2 separate regions of the Homo sapiens genome follow, and region 1 is linked to region 2. A link is a loop called in an ENCODE intact Hi-C map of the cell type or tissue named here. Cell type or tissue: A673. All regions are shown on one strand. Each heading gives the region's core, and the rest is flanking DNA. Links, peaks and the distances in the headings are about the cores only.

The links. A loop is a pair of places that touch in the nucleus more often than their neighbours do. Peaks named below come from ENCODE experiments on the same cell type or tissue, not always from the same donor. Only the 100,000 strongest peaks of a DNase experiment are listed, where the experiment ranks them.
Region 1: a loop joins it to region 2, with 2.4 times the contacts of the local background. A loop is called at or near these places in 5 of 110 quality-filtered maps.

The regions. Positions count from the first base shown.
Region 1 is chr16:65,663,383-65,670,114 of GRCh38, reverse strand. No RefSeq gene overlaps it. Among named protein-coding and RNA genes, the nearest start is that of LINC00922, 90 kb to the right of the region's middle. In A673, for the core only: a CTCF peak has its summit at 2,885; DNase peaks (open chromatin) are centred at 2,914 and 5,484; H3K27ac peaks cover 1,471 bases.
Region 2 is chr16:65,124,468-65,131,199 of GRCh38, reverse strand. No RefSeq gene overlaps it. Among named protein-coding and RNA genes, the nearest start is that of CDH11, 5.8 kb to the right of the region's middle. In A673, for the core only: CTCF peaks have their summits at 3,982 and 4,181; a DNase peak (open chromatin) is centred at 5,119; H3K4me3 peaks cover 1,014 bases; H3K27ac peaks cover 1,437 bases.

The DNA.
Region 1 (6,732 bases), core at 884-5,883, 540 kb before region 2:
CTGCAGAACTATACGCTAAATAAACCTCTTTTCTTCGTAAATGATCCAGTCTCAAGTATTCTTTTATAGCCACACAAACAGATTAAGACAGGTAGTGAGCTCCTTATTATGAGGAGTATTCAAGTGGAGGCTGAAATCACCCGGTCAAAACCATGGTTGAGGCAACTGTTGTTGATAGTTGGGAGCATGGTGGGAGCAGAGTGGATGACCTTTAACTTATAGCCTGGCTCTGGGAGCCTACAGGGTCAAAAAAAAAACCAACAAACAAAAAAACCCACGTATTTTAGGAATACTGAAATAACCACAAGTGGTTTTTGTAGTTATTGATGGCCAACTTCTTAACATTGGATCCTTCACTTGGTAGCCAGGTGTCAGAATGAACTGGATCTCTGAGGGACTTCTTGGCCACATGTCTGGACTCAGCTTGGGCCAGCTGCATTTCTCAGAACATCTTGGACTGAATAATCTGAATCCTATCATGTTACCTGCGAAGATGCTGGCTTCTGCCAATTATGACACATCTCTATATTGGAGGCCAAGATGGACTCTACATGGCTTTCTGGAATATATCTGTTTTTTCTGCCAACAGAGAAACCTAAGGAGGTCTAATCTACCATCTCTCTGCAAAGATGACTAACAAAAATAAGCTCTCCAGAATCTACAAGGAACTTAAACAACTCAACAACAAAACACAAATAACCTCATTAAAAAGTGGGCAAAAGACAGGAACAGACCTTTATTCAAAAGAAGACATACAAGTCACCAACAAGCATATGAAAAAATGCTCGATATCACTAATAATCAGGGAAAAGCAAATTAAAACACAGTGAGATACCATCTTAAATCAGTCAGAATGGCTAGTATTAAGAAGTCAAAGAATAACAAATGTTGGTGAAGATGCAGAGAAAAGGAAACGCTTATACATTGTTGGTGGAAATGTAAATTAGCACAATTAGTAAAACTCTATGGAAAACGGTATCGAGATTTCTCAAAGAGCTAAACATAGAACTATCGTTTGATTCAGCAACTCCACTACTGGGTGTCTACCCAAAGGAAAAGAAATCATTATATTAAAAAGATACTTGCACTCATGTTTATCACAGCACTATTCACAATAGCAAAGATGTGAAATCAGTCTAAGTGTCCATCAACAGATGATTGGATAAAGAAAATGTGGTACACACACACACACACACAAAATGAAACACTATTCAGCCATAAAAGAATAAAATCATGTATTTTGCAATAACAGAGATGGACCTGGAGACCACTGTCTTAAGTGAAATAACTTAGGAAATCAAATACTACATGTTTTCACTTTAAACAATGTGTACACAGGAACATACATTGTGGAATAATGCACATTGGAGACTCAGAAGGGTGGGATGGGAATAAGGGATGAGAAATTACTTAATAGATACAATGTACACTATTTGGGTGATTGCTACACTAAAAGCCCAGACCTCACACTATTCAATATATCCATGTAAGAAACTGCAGTTTTACCCTCTAAATCTATACAAATTAAAACAAACAAATAAACCAATGAACTCTCCTCAGAAATGAAGCCTCCCTGATAGCCAAGCTGAAAGTCAGTTGGCAGGGTGTTGAGGTTGAAAGCACCATGTGATGAAGTGTGTTTGATGAAGTGTGTTTGATTTCAGATTCAATGTGTTTCTCTTTCCTGTCTCTCTCCCTCTGACTCCTACCCCCACTCAATACAAGTTGGTCTCACCTTAACTGCTTGGTCATCTAGCCTCTTCTTAAAGGACTAGGTAGTAAATATCTCCAGCTTTGTAGGCAACACAGTCTCTGTCACAACCACTCGACCCCGTTATGACAGCAACAAAACAGCCAGAGACAATATGTAAATAGTAGGTGTGGCTGTGTTCTGATAAAATTTTATTTACTAAGTGAGGCAGCAGGCTGGATTTGGGCTGCAGGCTTTAGTTTGTTGGCCCTTCATTTCTACTGGTCCTCAAAAAACCAAGGAAAAACAAACATCCCTTATGCTAACATTAGGTGCTGCGGGAGTCACAGGCTTTCTTCTCCAAGTGTGGTCCACAGAGCAGCAGCAACAGCCTCACCATAGCAAGGCCCATGGCACCTGTCAGAAATGCAGCATCTCAGCACCCCTCTTTTACTTCCTAAATCTACCTCTCTTCATCAGAATCCCATTAAAAAAAATTCAGATGATTCACATATACATGGAAATTTGAGAAATACTGAATTATAACAGAAGAGTCTTGGGGGGCAGTGATTAATATTTGTGTTTAAATATCGTGTGTGTTTTTTCTTGTTGCTATTGCCAGTTGGACAGTAGAGAAAGTGCTACAGAGGTTAAGGCCCCACAAAGAGATGGTCAGTGTAGAGAGGGTAATTGTAAAACTTTTTTTTTGGTAACTATTGTGATGATGGCTAATCGTTGCATAGTTTTTGACTTTTTCCAAAGTGGTTTAACAAAATCTCATGAGATTCTTACTGAGATTGGTCGAACCACTGTTTGACAGGTCAAACACTGTTCAGCTCCAGGGGTGCCTGGCACATGTGGCACCTCCAGGAGGACAGGTGCAGTGCACTGCTTGAGCAACTGTCCATGTCGGCCCTGCCTATTAGGCAGCGATCATTGCTACCTCAGGCTTTCTGATGTGGAAATGGAGGCCAGAAGCCACGAGCCTCCCTGACCTGCCATTCCTTTCCTCCCAGGTGTGCTGCTCACTGACTTTCTCCTATCAGGAAGGTTAGACTGGAAATGGCCTTCAGGTGCCCTGGGCTGGGGTCTTTGTGTCTCTCTGACCTGATAATCGCCATAGAGGTAGCTCTGTAGAGCACAGATGAGGCCCTGGGAGTTAGGCACAGCAAGTCTTGGCTTGCTTATCTCACAGTGGCCACTGAGGGGCCTAGTGACTCTGTGTGATGAACTTACTTACAGTTCTTAGCCTCTCCTTAGGGCCTCTTCTTGGAGGACAAAAGCATTGCTGATAAAAGCCCTCTGAACACTGTGGGTGTGTAAAGGGCGATGTATTTCTTTCTTTTAATTACCTGTGGCCACGCTTGCTGTCTTGGGTCAGCTTTAGAAGGCAGCCGCCTAACTCTTGTTTCTGTTCATCTCGATGTTAACAGCTTTACTATACCCTGAGTCTAGTAAATAGTCTAGTAAAGGCATTTCATGCCTTTTTTATCTTCCTAGGATGAGGAGTAATCCTCCCAGATCGTACAAGGAATAAGCCAAGTCTCCTCTGCTCAACCCAGGGCTGGCTGGTCCTTCTGGGAGAATTCTGCTTACAGCTGAGGGAAAAACAACTGGTCTGACTCTCTGAGACCTGGGCTACAGGCCAGCCCACCTACGGTGAACTGTGTGGCTGGATGCCTCGCTGTTCTTCTTGAGCCGCAGCCGCAGGTGGCCAAGATGAGCAATAGCTGGGCACGGTAATAATGTTCTAGAGCTGCTTTACCCCAGCTCACCAGGTGCCTGGGCCTGTGTGGGCTCTATCACTCGTACCTCCTTGACATTTACCATGAACCTAGAGCCATCCCACTTTACAGATTTCAAAACTGAGTTCCAGTGGTTCTGTCCTGAGCCCAAGGTCACACAGCAGCTAATGTATGAGCAGAGCTCCATGGGGCTCTCTGAGCCCAGGCCTGACCCTGTACCGACAGAAGAGGCCATTTAGCTGTGGGCTTTGCAGATGTGCTATGATCCTAAGAAACCAGGTGACTTTGGGAGAGGCAGATGCTTTGTTATTATGAGGGACCTGTTGAGCCGCTGCTGACTCACATTCCAAAGCTCACGCCCAGCACCCTGACTATTTGCTTAGGGTTTTGCTGTAGCTCTTGCCAAAGATGAGACCATAAAATCTCAAAGTGACAATGCCATTATTCAAGTATCCAAAGCCCTTCATGTTTCTTCAAATGCTCACTGGTGTTTGATGTCATTAAAATATATTGTTGATTAATATTTGAGCAGCTACGCATAGCTTGCATCTCACCCGGTCTCACATTTCTCATCCATTTGTGCTCCTGCAATGCCCAGATCTCCCTTCGGGTTTCTTTGTACCCTCCCTTCGTTCTTCCCCATCTAGTCTGCATACCCCCAGTTAAAGCTGACCCAAAGAGCTCCATGCAGTCTATGTAAACATCACCAGCAGCCCATATGGACAAAGATAAACAACCCAGCTCAGTCCCCTCCCATCCTGGCCCACCACTGTCTCTGGCTGCACCCTGGAGGGGTCCTCTGTGAGATAATCTTCCCCCAGGCCAACTTGCTACTTTCCTCTAGTTTGCATTCTGTCCACACGTGTTCTGTCAGGAAGACTCCTCACTATTTTATAAGGCAACTACTTGGCCAGCCCATGAGCTGGAGGCATCATTCCCAAATCTCTCGTTAGGCTACATTACATTTTGGTCACAAGAGGCGGTAACTCAGCTCCAGAATCCCTCCCTAAGCAACTTTGGCAGGTCTCCTAACCTCACTCAAACTCTGGATTTTTGTCTGTAAAAGAGGGTTATAGTAATACCTACCTTTAGGGAGCTACTATGAAGATTGAATATTATGATTTTTTTTTAAATAAAAAGTCTTCCCAAAGCTTGAGTGTAATTTTGATTTTTAATAATTTCAGAAGCACCCATGCTATACACTTAACAAAAACACATCATTTGAAAGTTGAAGTATTACCCTTTTCTAAAAATCTTTCGTTTTGTGCATTTATAAATCTTTCATTTTAATTTTTGTTTCACGCTGGGCACAGAGGCCCACGCCTGTAATCCCAGCACTTTGGGAGGCTGAGGTGGGTGGGTCACCTGAGGTCAGGAGTTTGAGACCAGCCTGACCGACATGGTGAAACCCCATCTCTATTAAAAACACACACACACACACACACAAATTGCCGGGTGTGGTGGCACGTGCCTGTAATGCCAACTACTTGGGAGACTGAGACAGGAGAATAGCTTGAGCCCGGGAGGCAGAAGTTGCAGTGAGCCAAGTTCGTGCCATTGAACTTCAGCCTGAGTGACAAGAGCGAAAATCCACCTCAAAAAATAAAAAAGAGTTCTTTTTGTTTCAGTCAATATTTGCTATGCTCAGTCAGAGGGGCTGAAAAAAATTTAAAGACTTGTTTTTTAAAATTCACAGAACCAAATCAATGTTAAAAAAAAAAGAAATATAATTTCAAATACTGTTTTTGTTTATTTATGGCATTTATCTCTCTGAAGTTATTAGAGCTTAAAGCTACACTGAGCCTAAGCAAGTGCTACATAAAGAAGTCTTCTCCTTTGATTTTTTATCACAGTAGCCATTATCTCATCATCATTTGATCAATGCAGTCATAAAGGAAGACCTTCTTCAACAGATATTAACTGCTATAGATCAAGAAACTCTATCCTGTTCCTGTCATTCCTCCCCTGCGACTGCCTTCTGTCTTCGCTCTGTCCCAAAGGGCCCTTCTTTAAGCTCTGGTGGTTGCTGTGCTATTATGGGATTGCATCCCTTGACAAGTGTCATTTTCTCATCCCCCTACTAGCTCACCCACTGAGATTTAGACTTTGGCAGGAAACCAGGGGTTGGGAATTGTTGGGGGAGGAGCAATACCACCGTGGCAGCACTACAGACACCTTGCACCCACATTCCACTTTGACCCTGGACTTCATTTTATCCCATCTACATCCTTCTCCACATCCCAGTCTGCCCTTGGCCCAACTCATCACCACCACCACTTAAAGGGCAAGTCTTCTTGGACCCACAGCTTTCATGTCCTTCCTGTGACCTAAACAACCCCTCCCCTCACACCCTTTTATGTTCCTTGTGCATTGCGGAACCTCCACTCCAATACAGAGTTCCCTCCAAAACATTGCTTCTCCAAGGGCACCTTGACCTCAGGATTGCCCTGATAGACTTTTCCTCTCTCCAGTCACCTCCACTCAGCAGGAAATCTCCAAGCCTCAGAATGTGTGGTCCTGTAGGATATCAGGGATGGAGGGAGAAGTTCAGGAGAAAGTTTCCTGCGGTGGCAACTAGGTTTATAGTTATTTCAGCTGCATGAGATGGGGTAGGAAATGACTGAGTTTGTTCTTGAATGTTGAATTTCAGGGATCTCTGTGAAATCCAGGAGGTAGTTGCCTACATGGGTCTGAGTCATCAAGAAGAATTCCAAGCGGGTGTTAAACACAAGTACCCTCAGTCTAGAGGGGCTGGAGGGGTGGCCTGGGAACACCATGCCATATGAGTGGGGCAGGAAGAGGACTGAGCCCAGGAGAGATGCAAGGAGTGCTTGCCTGGCAGTGGTCTGGAAGGGCAACATCACGGATTACAGAAGCCAAAGGGATCAGGGATTCAGTGCAGTTGCAAACAGGGGCTGATGCTGGAAAGATGCTAAGAAAAATAGGTGGATCTTAGAAGGCCAACAGTTACCCTGGGAAGGGAGTTTTAGGGGGATGGTGGCGATGGCAGGATTTTGAGGAGGGAGGAAGTAGGATGGTGACAATGACCAGCCATTTTAGCAAGAGGGGCCACAACAGGAAGGAGCAAAGGCTGTTGGTTGGAGAAGGAGAGATGTTAGAATAGTTTCCGCTGAAGGGGAGGATTGAGAGAAGCAGTAGTTTGTAGCGTTTTTAGCTCTGCCTACCTCTGAACATCTGATGAAACTCTGAGGGATCTACTCCTCTGTAAATATAACTCCCACATAGATTTTGCATTTTGTGGTGCAGGGTTCACAGACCCTCTGAAGCCCACCCATG
Region 2 (6,732 bases), core at 1,063-6,062:
AGCCAGTATGAATCTTGAATACATTTGCCGTGGTTCTCCTGGAGAGCCAACACATGTAAATGCACCTATTCGCAAGTTTATAAAAGATGTAAATGTCCACACATAAGAACATTGAAATAGCCTTCGGTGAGGTGTTTTAATAAGCCAATCTCTTAGTCCATACAGCAAACAAACTGGAATCAGAGATCAGAAGCAGAATTGTCATTAGGCAAAGCTGAATACTTCGTTTTTAGGAAATTCATATAGTCTAGAAAAGTTGCCCATATACCATCATTTTGTAAATTGGATTGTATTTTTTAAAGCACTAAAGGAACGAGTTATTTTAACTAGCTTCCAAGTGAAATCTTTGGTAAACTGAAGAATTATTTTTGTATTGTGAATAATTGGCATCACTAAGTTCACTTTGTAAACAGGAACACTTGCATCATGTTTAGATTCAAGCAGAGGATCCATCTGCTTCTGGTTTTGGGAGTCATTCATTCACTTAGCATTATTAATGCATTTATTCTTCATGTATTCAATCCATAAATATTTACTGAGTGCCCACCAAATGCCTGGTACTGTGTTAGATGCTTGAGATCCAGGAAGGTATGAGAGAGATCTTATGCTTTGCTCTCTTGAGGCTTGTATTCTACTCGGGTGAGGCAACCAAAAAATAAGTAAATAAAAACATACAATACAATTTCAAGTGTATGTGTTATGAACGAGAATAACACAGTTTACAGGGATAGGCTGAAGATGATCGGAAGGGGATTGGAGTGCCGAGTGGGTGTTTCTGTTCATGAGACACCCTGGGACATCACCTTTAAACAGGCAAAATGAAGAAGCAAGCCATAGGAATGAACAGGGAAAGGGTATTCCAGACAATAGGAAGAGCAAGTGCAAAGGTCTCGAACCTGGAAACTTGTCTGAAAAGCAAGAAAGCTTGAGTGATCAAGGGGCAAAATTTACTTAAATTTTCTGATTTGTTATAAAGGATATTACTAGGGATACAGATGAAGAGATGCATAAGGTGAGGTATGGGAAACAGGGTACAGAGCTTCTATGTCCCTCCCAGGTGTCCCATGCTTCAGGAACCTCCACAAGTTCACCTATCTGGAAGATCCCCAAATTCTGTCCTCTTGGACCTTTTATTGAGACCTCATTGGATACGCATGATTGACAACCATATAGAGATGTGATTTGACTGAAAGGTTATGATCTAAACCCAGTAAGGCCTGTCCAGATTCTTCTTGGCTTTTCTATGCAGTATTCCTTTCTCCTGGGTATGGGTCAGGACTCCCTCTGGTATGAGGGTCTTATGACCCATAGTCAGATTAGAGTCCAGCCTTGGGCAGATGAAAGGAGACAGGGGAAGGTTAGAGGGAGAGACACTGTTTTCTGAGGCCTGATTCTTAGGCCTAAAAAGCCACAACATTATAACAAGGGCTATGCCAGTTATGAGCCAGAAACTGTAGCTAAACACGTCTGTATACTATATAGGTTTCATATATTATATAGGTCACCATATATAAAATTATATATATATAAAATATATTATCATATATAATATATTATATTACATATTATATATAATTATATAGTTATATATAATTATATATAGAATTATATATAATATAATTATATATAGAATTATATATAGTATAATTATATAACATATACAATTATATTATATATAAAATATGTAATAATTATTTTATATATTATATAAAAATATGTAATGTATAATTATTTTATATATTATATAAAATATATGTAATATCTAATTTTATATATTGCATAAGAATATATAATATCTAATTAGTTTATATATTGTATAAGAATATATAATATCTAATTATTTTATATATTGCATAAGAATATATAATATCTAATTATTTTATATATTGTATAAGAACATATAATATCTAATTTTATATATTGTATAAGAATATATATCTATTTTATATATTGTATAAGAATATGTAATATCTAATTATTTTATATATTGTATAAGAATGTGTAATATATAATTATTTTATATATTGTATATAAATATGTAATATGTAATTATTTTATATATTATATATAAATATGTAATATGTAATTATTTTACATATTATATATAAATATGTAATTATTTTACATATTATATATAAATATGTAATATGTAATTATTTTACATATTATATATAAATATGTAATATGTAATTCTTTTACATATTATATATAAATATGTAATATGTAATTATTTTACATATTATATATAATATGTAATATATAATTATTTTACATATTATATATAATATGTAATATGTAATTATTTTACATATTATATATAAATATGTAATATGTAATTATTTTACATATTATATATAAATATGTAATATGTAATTATTTTACATATTATATATAAATATGTAATATGTAATTATTTTACATATTATATATAAATATGTAATATGTAATTATTTTACATATTATATATAAATATGTAATATGTAATTATTTTACATATATATAAATATGTAATATGTAATTATTTTACATATTATATATAAATATGTAATATGTAATTATTTTACATATTATATATAAATATTTAATATGTAATTATTTTATATATTATATATAAATATGTAATATATAATTATTTTATATATGATATTTAAATATGTAATATGTAATTATTTTATATGTTATATGTAAATATATAATATGTAATTATTTTATATATTATATAAATATATAAGATGTAATTATTTTATATATTATATAAATATATAAGATGTAATCATTTTATTTATTATATATAAATATATAATATGTAATTATTTTATATATTATATATAAATATATAATATGTAATTATTTTATATATTATATATAAATATATAATATGTAATTATTTTATATTTATATATAATATGTAATTATTTTATATATATATAAATATATAATATTTAATTATTTTATACATTATATAGTATTCTATATATATATATTCTGTCTCTCTACATATATATATGTGGAGAGAGATATATATAAAGAGTATACTATATAATATATAAAATAATTATATATACTATATAATATATAATATCATATATTATACTAGGGAGAGTATATATATACTAGAGAGAGTATACTATATAATATATAAAATAACTATATAATATATATATGTGGAGAGAGAGAGAGAGAGGGTATTCCAGAAAAGCCATTGTGTTCTGTTTGACAGTCATTTTACTTCTGGGTCTTAAGCCATGATTGCTTCCTCATTGTATATTGTTCTATGTTATGGATATATACATGTATATACATATAGAGAGAAAGAGAGAGAGGGAGAGAGAATATATAGGGCACTATAGTGTGTGTGTGTGTGTGTGTGTGTGTGTGTGTGTGTGTGTGTTTGTGTAGTCACAATGACTATAGGATATAACCTAGGGGACCTGAAGATCCAAGATGGTCTGGAGTAAATGATGATGAAAACCTGTTTCTGCCTGTGTGATACTGCATTAGTGGCCCAACACTTCACCCCTTCCTGTAACCCTACTGTTTGTCAGGCAACTAAAGTTTCTCCCCCTATAAAAGCAGATCATATTTCTCCACTCCTTAACTTTCCATCTGATCATGCCGCTTTGGCCAACAGATTAAAGTAGAAGAGATAGCTTCCAGTCCTGAGCCTAGGCCTCAAGGGGTCATGCATATTTCTGCTTCACCTCTTCTGCAGTTTTTATCACCATGAGATTATGTCCAGGAGAGTCCCAGGCGGAGGATGAGACATGCAGAAAACCAAGCTGAGTCGCCCAAGCCCAGCCTAGTTTAGACCAGGCAACCCCAGCTAAATCATAGATCTATGATAGTAAATGCGTGCTCTTCTAAGTGAGGAGTGCTAGGATCATTCGCAACATAGTATTATTATGATGATATTTGATCAATATATTGGTTTTAATTCACCCAAATACATTAATTCATTCAAAAATGCATATTGTATGTCTATGCTTTATGTCATGTTAGGCACCATGCTAGATGTTAGGGATGCATAAATAAACCAGAAAAGTGTCACCCCTGCCCTTGGGGAACTTTAAGTGAAGGAGAAAGACAGATGTTATTGATAGAGTTGAAAAGGGTATGTTTGAGAGACGGGCTGCCTGGAGTCAGACCTTAGCCTGAGATGATTGGCTGATTGCTCCTAGTGTTGGAAAGGAGAATTGCATCTCTGAGATGTTCTGATTTTTTCAAATCAATACATAGAAATTGGACATATTTATAGGGTACAATGTGATGTCTCAATACATGAAATGATGAGTAGCACTTAAAAAGCCCAGGATTTAAACTCTGGAAAAAACCTTCTTCAGAGCTCATTTCAGGTAAGCTCTTATTTGCAGTTAGGGAAACTGAGGCTCAGAGAAAGGAAATGACTTTCCCAAGGTGACTCAATGAATTTGTGGCGGATCTAAGATATGAACTCAGAGCCTCAGCCCCCAAGCCTGGCACATCTCATTCTACCTGACCTCAATCAAGCCTTATTTAGACAATTTACAGTGTCAGAAATTTTGAACTGCCATAATATTCTTGGCCAGTTTTATAACCAGTTCTAAGATAAGATTAATCTCTATAATTATTATAATTCACAATTGTAGCATGTCTCTTTTCTTGCTCAGGTCATTTAAAATGTGATAATAATCAGGCCTCATAATTAATAATAGTAATTAATAACTTTCACTTATGAAGCCTATGCTCCAAGCTTAGTGCTTTTGGCTCTAGGTATGTGAGCATGTTGAATCCCCACCACAATCTAGGCACAGATAGTAATGCCCATTGTATAGATTTGGAAAGCATATCTCAAGGAGATAAAGTCTTTAGCCAAAGTTATGGCGCTAAGGAGTGGCAGAGCCAGGAATCAGACAGATCAAAGGCCTGTGGTCCTCCCACCTTGCTCTAAAGATCCAGCTGTGGGAATATCTTCCTGAAGTGTCTGATTCAGAAATGGTATTCCCATTCCATCTTTCTTAACTTCCTCCTCTGCCTGGGGAAGGCGTGGTTGGAGCCCACTGCAATGTGATGAAACTAACGCCCCGCTTGGATCTTGCATCACTCTTTACACCATTTACCAAAGGATGCCTCTAGAGCAGGAAGCTTTGAGAAGACCTGGGGAGCCTGGAACTTCTAAGTCTAAACAAGGAACTGACTCAGCAGGGTCTGGCTATCTTCAGAGTCTGAGGAGAGGCGCATCAAAGGAATGACAGCCTGGTACCTTTGATGAAGGAACTGACAGGAAATTAACAGCCTCGTGCAGGCAAGGACAAAGACAAGAAAAGGCCCATTTGGGCCTCATATCTCTCTGGATTGGAACCCGCAGGAAGCAGAAGGGGCTGTTTAATCCTGGCTCCAGAGCAACCGTGAAGGCTGGCTTCCTCCCTTGAAGAAGAACAAGGTGAAGGAAAGGTGAGGCAAGTTAAGATAAACACCCAAACTTCTGGCTGGCTGGCTGAACTGAATCTTTCGATTTAAGCTGTCAGTGGGTTCTTTTTTTTTTTTTTTTCTATTCTTTTACTTTTTTAAATCTAAACTGTAATCACACAATACTCCACCCAAGTGCTTGATAAGGATTTCTAAGACAGATCCTAACACAGTCATAAAAAAATCCCCTCTGAAATGTGCACTTTGTACTGTGTCTATGAGTAGGTGTGTTTAAAATGTCACGAACTGGAATGCCTAACTCTAGTTCCCAGGAATTAATCACTTAGAAGAGTGAAAGGGGGGAATTAACTTTCTTTAAAACTTATAAGGTTCTCCAAAGCAGCAGCCAAAATAGAACTTGCTGAATAGAAATATGGTTATCTTTCCATAAGAACTAAAAATCTTTTTTTAACATATTTTTCTCTGAAACTGCTTTGCCAAGTTTCCTCTTGTGGATTAGCTGCAGGTCACAGATATTCTGGGAATAAAGATATGAAAGGATTTTTTTTTCTTTCTTGGTTACAATTCAATGATTTTAGTAAATTTATAGATTTGTGCAATCATCACAACTATCTAGTTTTAGAGCATTTTGATTGCCCAACAGAATTCCCTCAAGTTCTATTTGCAGTCAATTCCTGTTCAAATCCTCAGCCCTGGGCAACCACGGCTTTATGTTTCTATAAGTTTGCCTTTCCAGTTCATATAAATGGCCATTTCATATAAATGAAAATCATACAATATGTTGTTTTTCATTTGGCTTTCAGCATATGTTTTTGAAGTTCATTCGTGATGTAGCAAACATCAGTATTTCTTCCCCTTTTATTGCTGAACAATATTCCATGGTATGGATACACCCTGTTTTCTTTATCTACTCACCAGCTGATGGGTATTTATGTTGTTTCTTTTGTTTATCTGCTCACCAGTTGATGGGTATTTGTGTTGTTTCCAGATTTTGGCTATTATAAATAAGGCTGCTATGAACATTCTGGTGTGTGTTTTTGTGTGAACATGTTTCCTGTTCTCTTGAGTAGAATCCTAACTTGCTGGGTTGTGCAAAGGGTTATTGACTGCTGCTATACACTAGGTTCCATCTGATTCAGGTGTGTAGTGTCAGTGGAAACTTATCAAGCAGTTTTTAACTTACTTTTTAAAATCGGCTGATGCACCCATTACTAAAGGGATGGTCTATAAAAACAACTGTTGTGATTCGATAAATGCTGAACAGAGAGGAGAGGTCAAAGTCCAGCTAATGTCAGCTGACATGTGGCCAGGTTCATCTTTGGACAC